2 separate regions of the Homo sapiens genome follow, and region 2 is linked to region 1. Evidence: read pairs that join two places in POLR2A ChIA-PET (ENCODE). Cell type or tissue: MCF 10A. All regions are shown on one strand. Each heading gives the region's core, and the rest is flanking DNA. Links, peaks and the distances in the headings are about the cores only.

What was found. Peaks named below come from ENCODE experiments on the same cell type or tissue, not always from the same donor. Only the 100,000 strongest peaks of a DNase experiment are listed, where the experiment ranks them.
Region 2: POLR2A ChIA-PET joins it to region 1 with 5 read pairs; 7 of 35 experiments call an interaction of 5 or more read pairs at or near these places.

Annotation. Positions count from the first base shown.
Region 1 is chr2:60,944,009-60,954,508 of GRCh38, forward strand. PUS10 (pseudouridine synthase 10) reads right to left here. Exons shown (of 18, transcript NM_144709.4): 13 at 10,074-10,150; 14 at 9,925-9,980; 15 at 8,989-9,106; 16 at 4,035-4,177; 17 at 1,001-1,100. Among named protein-coding and RNA genes, the nearest start is that of REL, 68 kb to the left of the region's middle. In MCF 10A, for the core only: no CTCF peak of the experiment used is centred there; a DNase peak (open chromatin) is centred at 5,073.
Region 2 is chr2:61,006,231-61,015,502 of GRCh38, forward strand. PUS10 (pseudouridine synthase 10) reads right to left here. Exons shown (of 18, transcript NM_144709.4): 2 at 5,535-5,675; 3 at 2,531-2,785; 4 at 327-413. The coding sequence starts at 5,660. Among named protein-coding and RNA genes, the nearest start is that of PEX13, 6.9 kb to the right of the region's middle. RefSeq lists an enhancer at 6,201-6,370. In MCF 10A, for the core only: no CTCF peak of the experiment used is centred there; a DNase peak (open chromatin) is centred at 6,291.

The DNA of each region.
Region 1 (10,500 bases), core at 3,735-6,234:
GTCCCAGCTACTCGGGAGACTGAGGCAGGGGATCGCTTGAGCCCGAGAGGTCAGGGTTGCAGTGACCCGTGATCGCACCACTGCACTCCAGCCTGGGTGACAGTGCAAGACCCTGTCTCAAAAAAAAAAAAAGATGATGAGTAGAGATTTTCTTTAACAGAAGGTTTTCTTCCTCCAAATGATAGTTTCACTGAAGAGGCTCCCTGCAACCTTGAGGGCACGATCACTGGCTGTACTGCAGGAGCTAATCTAATCCCAGAGCACTTGAGAGAATTGCTGGTAAGGAAGTAATACTCCAGTGATCATTTGATTACCATAGATGTTTTCACATTGGGCAACTATGCCCACTTCTTTCTATAACTTTGATATTATTCCCAAGTACAAATCCCCAAGTCCTAAGATTCTGGGGAGAGGAGCGGGGGAGGTACTCTATTCCTAGTCAGATTTTCATGAAGAAACACCACTCGTGACTCAACACCTATTGATACTCAAATGAAATATTTATGGAGACTTGCCCGACAGAACCATTCTTACAATTACTTTAGAATTTAACCTTGTTTCAATTCAGACTGTAAGAGCAGAGAACTTGGACCACATCACAGGGGTCCTTATAGAACTGCTTTTATGAAGAACCATTGGCTCACCTCACTTTCTACCCTTGTGAATCCATGTTTCTGAATATGCTGCTTTAAAGTCTTTATAAAACGCAACAGGTATGGAAATGACTATTTCCGTGCTTGGTTTAAGGGTTTAGATTTGATACTACATGTAAAGCACAGTTAATAAATTAGCTATATATTTTCAAGGAACATAAATGAGACCTCATATTAAAAAAAAAAATCCGAAGACAGTCCCTCCCTTCAATACAATGTTACTGTGAGATTTTCACCATTCTCAAATACCTATGGAGGTGGGTGATACTAAAATGGCTTAATGCCAAAGAGCATAACTTTGGTTGAATTCAATTTGCCAATGTGCATTCCACAACAAAATGGTTTACCTCAACATCCAGCTCCAGAATGTCTGCAGTCACATTCATCAGGGACCCAATGTTTGGCTTGGTTCTCCCGAAGTCTCCATGTACAAACTCTTTAATGTAGCTGGGGTTTGTTTAAGGAAAAAATGAAGACAGCATGCTGTACCAACTATTTGGTAAGATTTGACAGGCAAAAATAATAATAAGAGCAGAAATGTTACAAAAGAAAGGTTACTTCTGAGCTCTGACTTGTGTGTCTTAAAAAATAAGCTTTGGCAATGTGGTCCCTAGTAGCCTGGCAGCCAACATCAGAGCCTGGGAAATGTGTTTACATCAAACTTACCAAAAATCATTACTTTCTTTTTTCTTTATAGCTCATCTCCAAGTGCCAAGGTTTGGATGTGGATTTTAAAAATTAACCATAGCTCAATGCTTTTATTAAAAAACAACTTTGCCACAATTTCTATGTTATTATCTTGTTAGTCCCATTTTTTTAATAATGGCAACTGTCACCTGCCAGATGGTAGGTTTCCACAGAGCCACACAGAGAGTGATCTCAATGATGGCATTCCTTGTAACATGACCCAGAGGCAATAGGGTGGAAGGAATAATGAGACTATTAGTTTAGTCTTAATGATGGCTCTTCGGAAGGATTACCAAAGACCTACCGTCTAGTTTGCTAACATGGTTAGCAAAAGAACTAAGTTAATTCTCTCTCTCTTTCTTAAAGGGGCAACTTTGTATTTCTCTCAAAATTGTATTTCAAATTTTGAAATCAATAACTAATTCTAGAATTTGTTTTTAAGATTAACATTCCTTACATAGGACTGTACTGCAGCTTTGACAATATTTATCTAAAAGATTTGTTTTTGCCAGAATTTGGTAAAAATGCAGCATTATGTTTTGTTCTACAAACCAGCATTTAGTAGAAAATAATTAATGGAACTTGAATAGAGAAATAAATTTGTTTCCAGATGATGAAAAATCTATATTATAATATGCTGATATTATGTCCTCACTTTCTGAACGTTTTACTCACTCTACCTTTGCCAAATGTTTTGACTAAAGCATAAGACATATAATTATCTAGTAACTGTGTTTTTTGGTAAACTCACAACTACCCAACAATTATTATCCATTTTCTCTCATTTTCTTTAAAGAATCCCCTTCTGCGTAGCAATGATGAGGAGAGAAAACCAAATAGCCCCAGAATAACCAGTTAAAATGTCCAGAGAGGTTCTTATTCCTAACCAGAGGGACAAGGTTTAAGTCAAATGAGCTAGCTCAGTGCAGTGATCAATGTAAATATATAAGGTATATATAAAGTAAATTTAGTAAGTGAAAAATTAATATACTTCTGTGTATAACCATGTGGCATCTAAAGCTTTAACACATAGTCTTTCTTGGCTAATACCTTAAGTACATGTACATGGCTTGTCCTAAAAATGTTTTAATAGGATTGAAAAGACATCAAATTCTACAAAAGACATTTCTCCTTGGCCCACCAGAACTAAAGGCCAGGATTAGGTAAGAAGACTTTTAAAAATATATACATGATTTGAAATTCCATCCATGATAGGCAAATATGCTCCAAACAACAAAGATACAAAGATCTGTCCACTGGAGTCTAAATTGATCATCCTTTGATCCAAATTACAAAATTTAGAAGATTTTAAGAGTAGATAACCTATACTTGGCTTAGCTGAGTAAATCCAGGTCCTGGGGTGGGGCAGGGGAAGAAGTGAATGCAGGCTGGTGGGGAAGGACAGGCAGACTAGTTACAGCAATATAGTAAGAATGGTATTTGGTGATTAAAACTTGCTTTTTTCCCATATATATATATCTAGTGTGTGTGTGTAATATATATATATAGACACACACACACACACATACAATAGTACATTAGTTCTATACCAGTTAGAAGGTATTTTGTCACTTCATGCTATTGGATCACAGAATAATATAAAACCAAGAAACAAACAAAAACTAGGAAGACCTTCAAAAAGTAAACTAAAGCTAAGCCTATTGGAGCTCCCTGATATATTTTAATCAGCGACTCAGTTCTGATACAAAAATCATACAAGTCAGGTTAGATTACGAACAAATTATCAGCCTTGGACTATAGATATTTTAACTCTGAATCTCAACCTTTCTGTAACACAGTCAAAGCTCTTTGCAGTCTGAAAATGGTGCTAACTAACTAATGATATGTCATCTGAATCGTTTTGTTTTTGTTTTTTTTTCACAAGGCACGTAGACAAAGATATTCTCTGTTGTACTAGGCCAGTGGCCAAGTAAAGATCCTGATGTAAAGTAGTGCTATTCCCATCTACTACCTGTGTTTAATCATCTGAGGCAAATACTTGAAATGTTGAAAAGACCCAAATATGGTCATAAATACGTGACTTGCAAAAAATGTCAAGACAGCAAATGAATCCATCTTTCTGAGTACTATGTGCTCAGCATTGTGTAAGACACTACAATTATAGGAAACATAACTTTAAAGCTGACATTGAACTGACTGCTACCTCAGGGTTTAGAATCATTTTGAAAAACAAATTTAGGCCAGGCGCGGTGGCTCACGCCTGTAATCACAGCACTTCGGAAGGCCGAGGTGGGCGGATCACGAGGTCAGGAGATAGAGACCATCCTGGCTAACACGGTGAAACCCCGTCTTTACTAAAAATACAAAAAATTAGTCAGGCGTGGTGGCAGGCGCCTGTAGTCCCAGCTACTCGGGAGGCTGAGGCAGGAGAATGGCATGAACCCAGGAGGCGGAGCTTGCAGTAAGCCGAGATGGCGCCACCGCACTCCAGCCTGGGCGACAGAGCGAGACTCTGCCTCAAAAAAAAAAAAAAAAAAAAAAGAAAAGAAAAGAAAAAGAAAATTAAGTGGGAAAAAACCACATCCAACAAAGAAACAAACAAAAATATTCTTCTTCAGTATAATCCTTTCCCGAATCCCTCCCAGACCAAGCTGACCCTGTTTTCTAGGGGACCATGAACTTTTCCAATAGAGTTCTGGTTCGATGGCGGCAGTGCAGCAGGTGGAAGGATACGTGCCAGCCTGAGTTTTCAAGTGGAGGCGGAAGTGGTGCTCATCCACGTACTGTGTCTCCATGAAGTGAATGACGCGAGCTCGCACAGCCAGGGGCCTTCGGTGAAGGACGCGCAAAGGTGTTTTCTGGTCGATTTTTAAGTCCTAGGGGAGAATATGACACACAGTCCCAGAGTCAGAGCTTTGCCACCCAGTGAATCCTGTCTTAGCCCTTCCCTCACCATCCATAGCTCACCACAGATGCTTCCTTGAGAGAACTAAAATGAATTGTGTCCCCTTAGGTTCAAACTCTGTGGGACTTCTCATAACCCAGTCTATCATTACTCATTTCACACCGCCATGCCCGGCTGATTTTTGTATTTTTTTGATAGAGATGCGGTTTCACCATATCTGCCAGGCTAATCTCCAACTCCTGACCTCAGGTGATCTGCCCTCCTCAGCCTCCAAAGTGCTGGGATTACAGGTGTGCTCCACTGCGCCCCGTCGAGTTTGCGTGTTTTAGGGAGAACCACATACCTACTGTCAGGGGTGGGTTGTTTTGGTTTTTTTTTGGTGAAGGAAAAGGGTTATACAAAAGGATATGTCTGGAAAAGTTATGAATACATCTTGTTTAGGGTGACATTTCAATATAATAATTACAAATCGATGTGCATAATAAACCGGGACCTTTCAATGTTTGTTAGCCCAGCTTGCAACTAATAATACCGCATGTCTTTTTACATTTCAGATTTTTTAGGGACACAGGCTTGTTTTTCTCACAATTCGTTAGAGATTTTCTTTTATGTCACAAGATAAAAATTAAGAAATAGAGGTTAACGCTGTAAAAGGTCAACTAATTCCAAGTTTTAAAAATTGGGCGTAATCAGAAATTCAGATTCATAAGAACTGAATCCTCTTCATTTTCTTGTCGGAACAACTCTTCCTAATTTCCATGGTTCTTGAGTGCCGGAAGGCCTGCTAAGAAAGAAAGGTTTCTGTCTGGTCTCTCCTCTATCAAGTTCTCCACCAAGAAGAAAAGAGCAAGTTCTGACAAAGACCGCATTTGAAAGGGTGTGACTGCTTTTACCAAAGTGGTGAGTCAATGGCTCCTCCTAACTCTGTGGTTTTTATGATTCTTTGATTTTATTATAGAAACACTTTGTCCTGATGAGATAAGCTGTCTCCATAAGATCTGATTTTTCTCTGGTCAAAGAGACAAAAAAAAAATACATAAATAAAGGATAAGGCTGAACTGTGAAGAAATCTATAAAGACATGGCTTCCACTTTAGAGAAACAGCAGGCCTTTAAATTAACAACTATCTATGGAGTCCTCTCCCCTGCTTCCTTTACCTTTAGAGTTATTCCCAGTACTTTGACCATGAGACAGTTGGTCAATGGAAATACCACGAGCCACATGTCTTTTTTGGTTTGTTTGTTTTTAGTTGACAAAAGGAAACCACTTCATTTATTCTAACATTGCACTCCGCTGCTCCCATACTGCTGAGCTTTCAGAAGCACACAAACACACACATACGCTTGTTTTTGTTTTTTTTTTTAGAAATAAGATGCTCCTGAAGAGGGGATAAGTAGTAAATTTGAAATGACTTTTTCTCAGAATGGGGAATTTAGTCAGTTTTTATAATTTTTATGCCAACTGGAAAACTAAAAACATTATTTGAAATCAACTAGTTGCATCAGTCTACTTAGGCTATGGACCATTAAAAAAGACCCTTTCACCACTTAGTCTGTACCTATGAAAATCATCTTTCAGCCCAGGCTGGAGTGCAATGGCGCCATGATGGCTCACTGTGGCCTCGACCTCCTGGGCTCAAGCAATCCTCCTGCCTTGGCTTCCCAAAGTGTTGGGATTACAGACGTGAGCCACTGCCCCTGGCCTCAGCATTGTTTCTGAATTATCTCTATGGCTACCCTCAAACTATGAACCTATTTTTTTAATGAGTTTATTTTTCCCATGGCATTCTCAATGACTTGTACGACCCATGTGAAAGGCATAAAGAAATTTAAAAATTCATTTTGCAATCTTAAAGATATCTGTCTATATTATAACTACCATCCAAAGAACCTTACATAGTATGGCCAAAAGCCAAAGGGTCTTAGCTATAGAATCACAGATCTAAGAACTGGAGAGGCCATTGGAGATGATCTAGTCCATCTCCTCATTTTATAAATGACTTTCTTTAAGCAGGTGAATGATTTGTGTGTTTTTACCAAAATATTCACACTATAAACATTATTCTGCACTTTGCTTTTTTTCTCATGTCATAAGTGCTCCTATGAGTCATAGATATAGACATACGTCTATCTTTTTTCCCAGCATTTTTAGGCACATATGTACATACTAACATGTAAATTAAATAGGGTCATATGCTGGGTTTTGTTTTTGCTTTTGTTTTGAGACAGAGTCTCACTCTGTCCCCCAGGCTGGAGTGCTGTGGCGCGATCTCAGCTCACTGCAACCTCTGACCTCTGGGTTCAAGCTATTCTCATGCCTCATCTTCCCAAGTAGCTGGGACTACAGGCATGCGCCACCACACCTGGCTAATTTTTTGTATTTTCAGTAGATACGGGGTTTCACCATGTAGGCCAGGCTGGTCTCAAACTCCTGGCCTCAAGTGATCCAACCACCTCAGCCTCCTGAAGTGCTGGGATTACAGGTGTAAGCCACCATGCCCGGCCTGATTTTGTTTTTTTTAATAGCTGTATAATATCCCAGTTTACTCTACCATTTCCTTATTGAGGGACGCTGATTTTGTTCCCAGTCTTTTTGTTGTTGATTTTGCCACTTAAAGCCCTTAAACACCATGTACATATTCTTATGCACTGGAGTTTTATTTCTACAGGACAGTTCAGTATATTTTAAATTTTTGCAGTCATTACCATGTTGTTTTTGAAAAAGGCTGAAATACTACATTTCTACTGAGAACTCTCCTCCACTCCAACCCACTGATAGGTATTATTAGTCTAAGGGGAATAAAGTGATGTCTTAGTGTTACGTCAACCTTTTCAAATGATTCTTGGCCACTGTTCTTTTTGCAGCTAACTGGTTCATATCCTTTGTCTATTTTTATTTGTTCTGTGTTCATATTTTTCATGATAAGTATAAATCCTATTTATCGTATCTTTTGCCATACAATTTGTTTTCTACACAATCCTCTATATGTGTATACATATACATATATATGCGTTTGTGTGTGCTTAAATCAGCAGTCCCCAACCTTTTTGGCACCAGGGACCAGTTTCTGGGAAGACAATTTTTCCATGAACTGAGGAAGGAGGGGATGGTTTTGGGATGATTCAAGCTCATTACATTTATTGTGCACTTTATTTCTATCATTATTACACTGTAATATATAATGAAATAATTTTACAGCTCACCATAATGTAGATTCAGTGGGAGCCCTGAGCTTGTTTTCCTGCAACTAGAGGGTCCAATCTGGGGATGATGAGGGACCCAGTGACGGATCATCAGGCATTAGATTTTCATAAGGAGCATGCAACCTAGATCCCTCGCACGTGTCATTTCCACGAGGGTTCGTGCTTTTATAAGAATCTAATGCCACCACTGAGGGAACAGAAGACAGAGCTCAGGTGGTAATGTGAGTGATAGGGAGCAGCTGTAAATATAGATGAAGCTTTGCTGTCTCATCTGCTGCTCATTTTCTGCTATGTGGCTAGATTCCTAACAGGTCACCAGCTGGTACCACCAGGGGGTTGGGAACCACTGGCTTAAATTAAAACATATCATCCTCTATAGAGTCTATACTTTTATTTTTTTCCTTAGCACTTACCAGAAACCTTTTCCTGTGTCAATAAATATTTATCTACCACATAATTTTCAATGGCTGAATAGTAGTGGTCCATTATACAGATAAGCCATTAATATTAAACCAGTTCCTTCTAGTAGGTCATCTAGGTTGTTGCAAAATATTGCCTATTTAAACAATGTGGTAACTATATGCATCTCTGTGCCCATGTATGCTCATTCCTTGCATTTGAAAGTAAACTATTTTTGGCCGGGCACGGTGCCTCATGCCTGTAGTCCCAGCACTTTGGGAGGCTGGGGCAGGCGGATGACAAGGTCAGGAGTTTGAGACCAGCCAGGCCAACATGGCAAAACCCCATCTCTACTAAAAATACAAAAATTAACCAGGTGTGGTGGTGGGCGCCTATAATCTCCGCTACCCAGGAGGCTGAGGCAGGAGAATCGCTTGAACCCAGGAGGCGGAGGTTGCAGTGAGCTGAGATTGTGCCATTGCACTCCAGCCTGGGCGACAAGAGCAAGACTCTGTCTCAAAAAAAAAAAAAAAAAAGAAAAAAAGAAAGTAAACTATTTTTATAAGAAGAGGTGGGGGCAGATGGCAAGAAGTATGCACATGAACAGGCACTCTACCATGACATGCTCAGGTATAGGAAAATGTCACATGTGGCAAAATGCATGTGCTTTACATATATTGTCATGTGTTTTATTCATGTATTTAATCTCAGCATCAGTTCTATTAGATAAGTGCTATTTTATATTTATTTTTGACAAATGACCAAAGATAATAATAGCATTGCCAAGTGTTTCCTATGTGCCAGGTACTGTTCTAAGTGCTTTATCTAATTAAACTCATTTAATTATTTTAACTAATTTTATAGATGAAGAAATTGAAGCAGAAAGAGGTTAAGTAACTTGTCCAAAGTCACACAGCTCAGAAATGCAGATCCAGCATTTGCACCCAGGCAAACTGTCTTCAGAGTGGGGGTCTTCCCCACTGGCCACGCTGCCGCTCCAGGGGGTTAGATGAACTGCCCAGTCCTTCAGCTAGTCAGTGGCAGAACCAGGCTTGGAACCCAGGTCTTGCTGACCCCAAAGCCCATGCCCTGTGACTTGCTAGTAATAAATTAGAAGACAATGGGATCTTTGATAGGCAACAGAAAAATGAAATAAAAAGAATAAGCACACTTAAACTACCTTTATGTCATTTAGGAATTCAATGTCTTTCTTCTGTATCGCTTTATTTGTCCAAATTAAGGCACTGTAGGTCTTTGTCTTTTCTTCTTCACCTTCTTTCATATGTCCTATTGCCTCTCTAAACAAAAACAATTTTTAGAAGTTTGTCCAAATAAACAAAATACAAAAAAACCTTGCCCTGAATTAGCCTTTCTTTAAAAACAGTTTACATATAATTTCCCAGTTTTAACTGTACAATTCAATGATTTTTAGTATGTTTTCAGAGTTGTGCAGCTATTACCACAATCTAGTTTTAGAATACTTTCATCACCCTGAAAAAGAAACTTTGTACCCATTAGTGTCACTTCTCATTATTATTCTCCCCCAGCCCTAGACAACCATTAACTGACTTTGTATCTCTATAGATTTACCTATTCTGAACATTTCACATAATGAAATCATACAGTACGTGGTGCTTGGTGACTGGCTCCTTTCATTTCATAATGTTTTCAAGGCTCACCCAGCTTGCAGCATGTGTCAGGACTTCATTCCTTTTCATTACCAAATAATATTCCATTGTATGGATATATCACATTTTGTTTATTCATAGACACTTGGGTAGTTTTCCACTTCTTTGCTATTGTGAATAATGCTATTATAAATATTCATGTACAAGTCTTTGTGTGGATGTTTGTTTTCATTTCTCTTGTATATATAATATCTAGAAGTGGTTAAGATTTGCATTTCCCCAATGACTAATTATGTTGAGCATTTTTTCATATGTTAATTGGCTATTCCTATATCCTCCTTGGAGAAATGTCTACTTAATCATTTCCCCATTTGTAGTTGTGTTGTTAAGAGTTCTTTATATATTCTGGATGCAATTCCCTTATCAAGATATGTGACCTGCAACTAAAACGTCCCTTTTGAAATCATCTCCAATGAGCCTACTCTTACCTTGTGACAAGCTGCAAGTCACGTACTTGGATTTTGTTAGATGAGTTATTAATTTTCTGTAGTAGCAGAAAAAGAAAAACAATTAGCAAGTCTAGCTCAGTTACAGAATTGCAGAAACATGACGATTTCCATGGCATGAAGTGGTTTACCTGCTGAAGTTCCTTAATTTCTTGTGAAGTGAAATGTACTCTATGAGGATTCACCAGCTCAATTGCAAAGGGCCTTCCTGGCAGCACACACCCCGTCATGAAACAGAAACGTGTTGATGGAGTTAACATTTGGGCTAATGCAAGAGGGTTAGGAGGTGTGAAAAGTGGGTTGAGCTCTAGAGGACTGAAAGTTTAGTGACATGACTACATCTGAGGGAGGGAAGAATGTGTGAGAAGAATCAAGGGGCTTTTTGCAGGGCTGCTAAACCCCAGCACAGGCAATATGTGAAAATGACTGCTTCCCCAAAGGCCCATGAACAAGCCTGTGTTAATTACAAAACACAGTTTAAATAACCACTAATTAACTTAGTTACACTAATGTAAAGTTGTCACATGCAGCAATGCCCTGTTGAAATCCATCCTTCTA
Region 2 (9,272 bases), core at 4,799-7,298, 63 kb after region 1:
TCTCTGGAAACCTAGTCAAATCTCTTTCTCTGACCATCATGCCTCACATGGAGCTAATAATGAATGTCTGCAACTGATTGAGGGACTTTAAAAAAGATGGCAGTCCTAGGACAAACTAACTTGCTTTGTTAGGACACAACTAATTCCTTTTGTCATTCACTCACTCAACAAGTATTTATTAAGCAGCTATAAATTGCTTCAATCATTCAATAAGTAGACAAAATGTAAAAAATATAATAGAGTAAGGAATATTTCTACATTCCCATTTTTTGAGAAATTCCTAGCATGCACTTCACATACAGTTTTATGCATGCAAATGACCTTACCTCTCTTACAGATAGTTGTGGTGGGAAGGAGACTGAAAATACCAAGCTGGTGAATTCAAACCCAGAGGCCTCAACCTTTTGGCACACCTGAAAAAGCATTACAATTATGTAAATTCCCAGGAATTGCTGAAAATATTACTTACCCTAATCTTAATAACATGAATTTCTGGTCCAGGAGATGACATGGCAAAACTTCCAAACTTTCACATTTGACAGTGGAACACTCACAAATATCTTGAGATTAAATATTGCCTAACTATGACCCTGAAGACTAATACCACAAGGAACCAAAACAGCCAGGAGTAACAGCTTCAGAATAAACTGTTAAGTGTCAAAATAGCTTTCTATTAGGTCACCCCTAACTTTCAAACAAAATAAACCCAAATATAGCACTCTTGACAGAAAAAACAAACAAAAGGCAATCCCACATTCAATCATTTACCTTCTACAAGGCTGTACCACTAGTCTTTTCAGGACAATAATAAGGACAACTAGAAATGAACTTTTCTGTAACTTAGCTATGTTAAACAGCAAAATGAAAACAAACTGCTATATTTTTCTTCAATTAAATAGCACTTATGACTGAAATACATGAATACACATTTTATTAATTTTCAGATATGTCAATTAAAAAGTAATTTGAGAAGAGTAGGCTTTTGTTTTTTTTTTTTTAAAAAAAAGAAAATATTTTAATGATCCAATTGTGTGAAACAAGTTGAAATGAACGGCAGTGTTCCTTTCAATATAAAAATTCTTGGACCTGGGCATGGTGGCGTGCACCTGTAGTCCCAGCTACTTGGGAGGCTAAGGCGTGAGGATCACTTGAGCCCAGAGGTGGAGGTTGCAATGAGCCAATATCATGCCACTGCACTCCAGCCTGGGTGACAGAGTGGGACCCTGTCTCAAAAAAGACAAAAACAGAAACCAGAAGGTCGGGCGTGGTGGCTCACGCCTATAATCCCAACACTTTGGGAGGCCAAGTCAGGCGGATCACCTGAGGTCAGGAGTTCGAGACCAGACTGGCCAACATGGTGAAACCCCGTCTCTACTAAAAATACAAAAATCAGCTGGGCGTGGTGGCACGTGCCTGTAATCCCAGCTATTCAGGAGGCTGAGGCAAGAGAATCATTTGAACCTGGGAGGCGGAGGTTGTAGTGAGCTGAGATCTCACCACTGCACTCCAGCCTGGGTGACAAGAGCCAAACTCTGTCTCAAAAAAAAAAAAAAACAGAAAAAAAAAAGAATTTGGCCGGGCACGGTGGCTCACGCCTGTAATCCCAGCACTTTGGGCCAAGGCGGGCGGATCACGAGGTCAAGAGATTAAGACCATCCTGGCTAACACGGTGAAACCCCGTCTCTACTGAAAATACAGAAAATTAGCTGGGTGGCGGGTGCCTGTAGTCCCAGCTACTCGGGAGGCTGAGGTAGGAGAATGGCATGAACCTGGGAGGCGGAGCTTACAGTGAGCAGAGATTGCGCCACTGTGCTCCGGCCTGGGCAACAGAGCGAGACTCTGTCTCCAAAAAAAAAAAAAAGAATTCTTGGCCTTGGCCGGGTACAGTGACTCACACCTCTAATCCCAGTACTTTGGAGGCCAAGGCAGGAGGATGACTTGAGGCCAGGAGTTCAAGACCAGCACAGTAACATAGGGAGATCCTGCCTCTACAAAAAGATTAAAAAATTAGGGCTGGGCACAGTGGCTCATGTCTGTAATCCCAGCACTTTGGGAGGCCAAGGCAGGCGAATCATCTGAGATCGGGAGTTCGAGACCAACCTGACCAACATGGAGAAACCCTGTCTCTACTAAAAATACAAAATTAGCCAGGCATGAGGCTGAGGCAGGACAATTGCTTGAACCTGGGAGGCGGAGGCTGCGATGAGCCAAGATCACACCATTGCACTACAGCCTGGACAACAAGAGCAAAACTCCATCTCAAAAAAAAAGAAAAAAAATTAGGTGGGCATGGTGGTGCATGCCTGTAGTCCTAGCTACTCAGAAGGCTGATGTAGGAGGATTGCTTGAGCCCCAGGAGTTGGAGGCTGCAGTCAGCTGTGATTGTACCACTGCACTTCAGCCTAGGCAACAGAATGAGACCCAAAAAAGAATTGTCTTGTCTTGAAAAAAGGAAAGAAAAAAGAATTCTTGGTTTTAAGACTGAAAATCTCTACATAATTGCACCTATAATGAAAAACAGGTTATTTACCTTTTTAATGAAATCTTTCTCACAGAATTCTTGAAGAATTCCTAGGCATACATTACATACATTTAAATTTGAGTTCTTGGAAGCAGTGCTTCCAACATGACTAACAGAGATCCTTCCCTCTCCATTTTGACTTAGATTATCAATACTATCTTCCAGTTCTTGCAGTCGAATTTTCTTGGGAGGTGGGTTCATAACTTCCAAAATTAATTCATCTTTTTCAGTTTCCAGAAATTTCTGTAGTTCATTGAGCAACTCCTGGAAAGTTAATGAAAGAAAAAGTAATGACCCACTGACAATGTCCTTAAGGCTTTCTAGGTAAGATGAAACAAGAAAACATGAGTGAAAATTAGGACATATCACAAATTTTACAATGTTGACATATCAATTCTGAAGCAATCCAGTTATTAGCCAGCATTGGCTTTTATGGAATTTAAAAGAGAATTACCTATCTCTATTATATATGTGAATACTTTTTCAAAAGAGTTCCATATATCAGTGAAGCAAAAGTCATAAATCTGAGGAGAAAGGCTCCAATACAAATTTATTAATTTGTAGTTCTGTTGTGAGAGTCATTCATTGCTAATTTCAGTAAAAACAAACTTTAGTTCTAATGATTAACATATAAAAAGTACAAACTGAATTTCCATCCTTGCTAGGTTATTTAATAACCTCACAATCACTGAAAGCTCACAAGTACAATATTTATTTAATATGAAATCTGATCATTAGGGTAGTCTAATAAGTAAAAATAATTTGGAGAAAATTTACTAAGAAAGGTACACAAATGCTGACAATGCTGAAAGTTAGCATATGATTACAAACCATTTCCATATATTAATTGAAAGCCATGCTCTACTATATTCCAGTTTGCCTAATTTGTCTTGTATTAGAATTTAAAAACCTGCATTTCTTTGAAACCATTCTCATATTTCTCTCATTCAGATATTCCTCTCATCAAAATACTCAGAGGATTTTCCTCTGTTTTGTTTAGACATGTTTTATTATGCCATTGTTGAAAAAGTATATTTTTCAAATTCATTCAGATGACAATTTACTGACTGTAAAGGGAAAAAATCTTTCACTCAAACAAATTTAAATCCATTTTATTGAGAAATTAGCTCTCCTGCTTTAACAGAGAAATATACATACATACATACATATACAGGTACATTTTGACTCACACAAATATGTTTGTTGTTACCTAAGATCTATAATATAGATATAACATAGTGCATATACAGATGTGCATGTACATACATAGTTACATGAATAGAACAGATCAAAATTTATGAACATTTCCAAAAAGCTGTCCAAATATTCTTGTATATTGCCTTACATAAAATGAAACAAACGAAAGTTGATAACACTCAGTCTCTTAATATAATATAAATTTAAAACCTAATAACATATAATAGATAATAGGTTACAGTGTGTCTGAAAAAAATGTGTAAGCAGGGTTACACAAAACCAGTCTTATTACTTTACAGTCATATTGTGTATAAATGAATATACACATATTTAAATCATCATAGCACAAGTACCATTTCTGGTTTTTTGTTTTTGTTTTTTTAATTTTCAGACGGAGTCTCACACTGTTGCCCAGGCTAGAGTGCAGTGGCATGATCTCGGCTCACTGCAACCTCCGCACCCCCCACCCCTGGGTTCAAGCAATTCTCCTGCCTCAGCCTCCCAAGTAGCTGGGATCACAGGCACCTGCCATGGCGCCCAGCTAATATTTGTATTTTTAGTAGAGACAGGGTTTCATCATCTTGGCCAGGCTGGTCTTGAACCCCTGACCTCGTGATCCACCCGCCTCGGCCTCCCAAAGTGCTAGGATTACAGGCGTGAGCCACCGCACCCAGCCAATTTCTGGTTTTCAAAGTGTTTCCACGTACTTTATTAGGTATTGTCCCTTAAAGTCCTGTGAGGTGGGTATTATCATCATTCCCATTTACAGAGGAGTAAACTGAAGCTGGAAAGTGGTGGAACTGGGATTCAAATCCATGTCTTCTAGTTCCAAATCCTAGGTTTTGAATTCAGTCAGACTGTTCAAATCCTAGCTTGCTCACTTAATAGCTGTGTAACTTTGGGCAGGTTGCTTAACCTCTCTGTATCTCAGTTTCTTCATCTGAAAATAGAGACAATCATAGTATGTACTTACCTAATCAGTTATTATGAGAATTATATAAGACCTTGACATATAGTAATGATAATTGAATATTGTGTATTATTATTGCCAAAATAATAGAAACAACTAATAACATTTTAAAAATAACTGATACTACTAACTCCTGGACAATTTTTTAAATTATAAGAAACTGTGTGTGTATATGTTGTATACATACTGTTTATAATGTATATATTTACATATGTATTACTATCTGCTTCTAAAAAGAATATCACTTTTAGAATCAAACATTTCATAAAGATGTTACATATCTTATGCAAAAAAGTGTTATATTAAACCTCAAAGCTCTCTGTATATTACCATAAATGTCAAAGATCTCTGTATATTACTTTTGTCATTAATAACAGTAATAATGATGATAAGCATTTATTTCTAGAGGATTCCAAATACCTATTTATAAACACAACTGGTAATACAGAAAATGGGAAAAACAGAAAAAGGCAACCATACCCACAATGCTTCCACATAGTAGGACATGTAAGGAATATTAGCCCCTCCTGGGAGGAAGCAATATTTTGTGATATTCTGTTTAGATATCCTTTAGGAAACATCTATACAAGTGTTCAAATGCACCAGGGAGTTCCTCCACAAAGATCCCATTACACTAAATGTTAGAAAGCTAGATATAATCACTTAAGAAGGAACTTACATTTCTGAGACTATTCCAAAATTATGAATATCACTCATTTTATTATAGTTTTTTAATTTAAAAAAGAGTTATGAATAGATACCTGCCCTCAAAAGTACAAGCATTCATTGTAAAATACAGAGAACCTTCTCTTAATTTGAAAAAAAAAAAAAAAGAAAAGAAAATACCTTGTATGGAAGTTTGTAAGGTGCATGAAAATCCACACCACAGAATCTGAAGATACATCTTGGACAAGTACCAGTATTGAGCAACAACTGGGCCACATGCTTGTTTTCCTCAGTCAGTGGGAACATATTGAATAATTATAACTAGAAAGAAAAGAAGTAAAACTAATGAGCAGCTTCTGCGTTTTACTGTCACAGACAAGTCATCATGTTTAGGGATAAAAACTAGCTTTCATTTGAAAAACACTATTGTGTACTCTCTAACCAAGCCCCTTTCATTACACACATATTATAAAATACAAATTTTAAGGAAGTTCATAAGATGGATCCGGTAAAGGTTTCTAATTGCTAAGGAATTTAGTGTAGCATTTTGGATTATGATAAAATACATCAATATAACTAAGTTGATCAAAAGAAATAAAAATAATCAAGAATGGTTGCTTCTGAGGAGGGTAATGAAAACAGAGGTACAGGGTGAAATTTTGCTTTTTGTTTTGTACCATTCAGTATTGTACAAAGTTAATTCATTAAACTTTTCCTGTAAGAAATTAAAAATGAGTTTGCTGGTAGTGGGGCTCAGAAAGCCATACCCCAAAATGAAGGCCTCAGCAGCAGCCTCAGAAGCAAAAGTTTTTCTCTGACCTTCTGCCCTCCTGTCTGTCTCATTCTTCCCCAGACTAGCCATAGAAAAACTACAGTCTCTCTTCCTCAAAGTGAGTCATAGAAACCAGAACCCCCTTTCCCCAAAGCCAGCCATAAAATCTAAAAATATTACTCAAATTTGGTCAGGCACAGTGACTCATGCCTGTAATCCCAGCATTTTGGGAGGCCGAGGGTGGATCACCTGGGGTCAGGAGTTTGAGACCAGCCTAGCTAACATGGTGAAACCTTGTCTCTACTAAAAATACAAAAAAAAAAAAAAATTTGCCGGGCATGGTGGCAAGCAACTGTAATCCCGGCTACTTGGGAGGCTGAGGCAGGAGAATCACTTGAACCTGGGAGGTGGAGGTTGCAGTGAGCCGAGATTGCGCCATTGCACTCCAGCCTGGGCAACAAGGGAGAAACTCCGTCTCAAAAAAAAAAAAAAAAAAAAAAAAAAAAAAAAAATATATATATATATATATATACACACACACACATATGCCTATTACTCAAATTTTCCCTCCACCTTTCTGAGTAAAAACTGACCATGAAAAACTAGGCAAGGTGCAGTGGCTCACATCTATAGTCTCACCACTTTGTGGTTGTGGGGCCGAAGTAGGAGGTTCACTTGAGGCCAGGAGTTTGAGATCAGCCTGGGCAACAACCCACAAGACCCTGTCTCTACAAAAAAATTGAAAAATTAGCTGGGCATGGTGGTACACACCTGTATTCCCAGCTACTCAGAAGACCGAGGTGGGAGGATCGCTTGAACCCAAGAGGTAGAGGTTGTAGTGAATCAAGATCATGCCACTGTACTCCAACCTGGGTGACAGAGCAAGACCTTGTCTCTAAAAAGAAACAGAAAAAAAAAAAAAAAAGATGAAGAAATGATCTAACCTCTCTTGTCTGACTGTAGGTCATAAGACTCCCCATTCCATGGCAGGTCCTGCCCCACACCCAGAAGGAAGGAATGCATGCTCTGAGAGGCCAAGAACCTAGACAGGCTTGCTGGGTTTCCCCACTGAGTTGATTACCTTTTTGTTCAATCATATTTCTATGTGCCATCCATACTTTGATGAACCTAAGCATAAAAATGGACAATTTCCCCTGTTATCATTATGTCTTCATTCTGAAGGCTCCTGTGTATACACATTACATAAACGTGTATGCCTTTTCTCCCATTAATCAATTTGCCTCATGTCAGTGATTTTCAGAGAACCTCTAGGTGGCTAAGGGCCTTGGCATTCAGACTAGACAAAAAAATCTGATCAGTCTACCTTATATAATACTGGACTACCCTTAATGATAGCTTAGCGGCCAACTATTTAAAACAAATTGAGGCCGGGTGCAGTGGCTCACATCTGTAATCCCAGCACTTTGGGAGGCTGAGGTGGGCAGATCACTTGAGGTCAGGAGTTCAAGACCAGCCTGACCAACATGGTGAAACCTTGTCTCTACTAAAAATACAAAAATTAGTTGGGTGTGGTGGCTGGCGCCTGCACTCCAGCCTGGGCAACAGAGTGAGATGCTGTCTCAAAAATACAAACAAACAACAACAACAACAACAACAACAAAGTTGATCAGCAGGTCTAAAGACATCAACTTTACTTTGATTATATGACTAAATGGCAACCACCTGTTAACAAAATAAAAATCTGCCCCTTTCATGAGTAAAACCTCCAACAAAAGGTCAGGCGCAGTGGCTCACACCTGTAATCCCAGCACTTTGGGAAGCCGAGGCGGGCGGATCACCTGACAACAGGAGTTTGAGACCAGCCTGGCCAACACGGTAAAACCCTATCTCTACTAAAAATACAAAAAACTATTAGCCAGGTGTGTTGGCGTGTGCCTATAATCCCAGCCACTCAGGAGGCTGAGACAAGAGAATCACTTGAACCCCAGGAGGCGGAGGGTGCAGTGAGCCGAGATCATGCCACTTCACTCCAGCCTGGGCAATAAGAGCGAAATTCCATCTCAAACAAACAAGCAAACAAACAAACAAAAAAACCTTCAACAAAAACAAATTAAGTACAAAATATTTGAGAGCAACTGTTTGCTTAAATTGCCAATTTTTGCAATTTAAATAAACTCACAAAAAAATACTATATAGAGAATGAAGGCAAATCTGTCTCCTGTTACCGGGAAGGAGGGGGTACTAAAAATTCAAACAACCTAATTTGTTCAGCAAAACAAGATCTTCTAATTAGTGAAACAGTTCATATTACCTTAAAATGATCAACTGCCCATATTTTAGAAAATAATCATTGCATGGCAATCTTATGGCATGCTGTAACTGTGGTCATAAAGATGAACGACAGTGGCATCTTTTAATTTGTGCAGTTTCATAATTCAAATGAACTTGCTTAAAATTTGTGGAAGGGTGAAGCTCCTCCCAACAGCTTAGTATAAAGACGTGATTCTTCTAGTCTGCGTTTTCCAAACCTCTAAAACTTCCTACTTACTTGCAAGTTGCTAAATGTTTGGGGCCACTTACCAAGATTCTTGCACAAAATAATGAGGAAGACAGGCATATAGTTACATAGAACTCTTCACCATAAAAATCAGTTCAGCAGCCAGGACTACTAAAAACAGATTGCCTCTGGCTGAATTCTAATTCAGGGGAATATGTGAGTCAGCAGAGGGAAGAAAATCAGGCTTGTATGGACACACCATACAAGCTGACAAGGTGACAACTTTGAAACACCAGAATTGAGAAACGCATAGTTAGGGTTGCCTAAGTAAATTTGGGCTCCAGGGTATTTTCAAGAAAGAAAACAGAATATGTGGAAAACAGCCTCTAAATAATGAAGATCTGGCCAGGCCCAGTGGCTCACGCCTGTAATCCCAGCACTTTGGGAGGCCGAGGCAGGCATTATCACTTGAGGTCTGGAGTTCAAGACCAGCCTGGCCAACATGGTAAAACTCCATCTCTACTAAAATACAAAAATTAGCCACGTGTGGAGGTGTGCACCTGTAATCCCTGCTACTCGGGAGGTTGAGGCAGGAGAATCACTTGAACCCAGTAGGTGGAGGTTGCAGTAAGCCCAGGACTTTGGGAGGCTGAGGCAGGAGGATCATGAGGTCAGGAGATCGAGACCA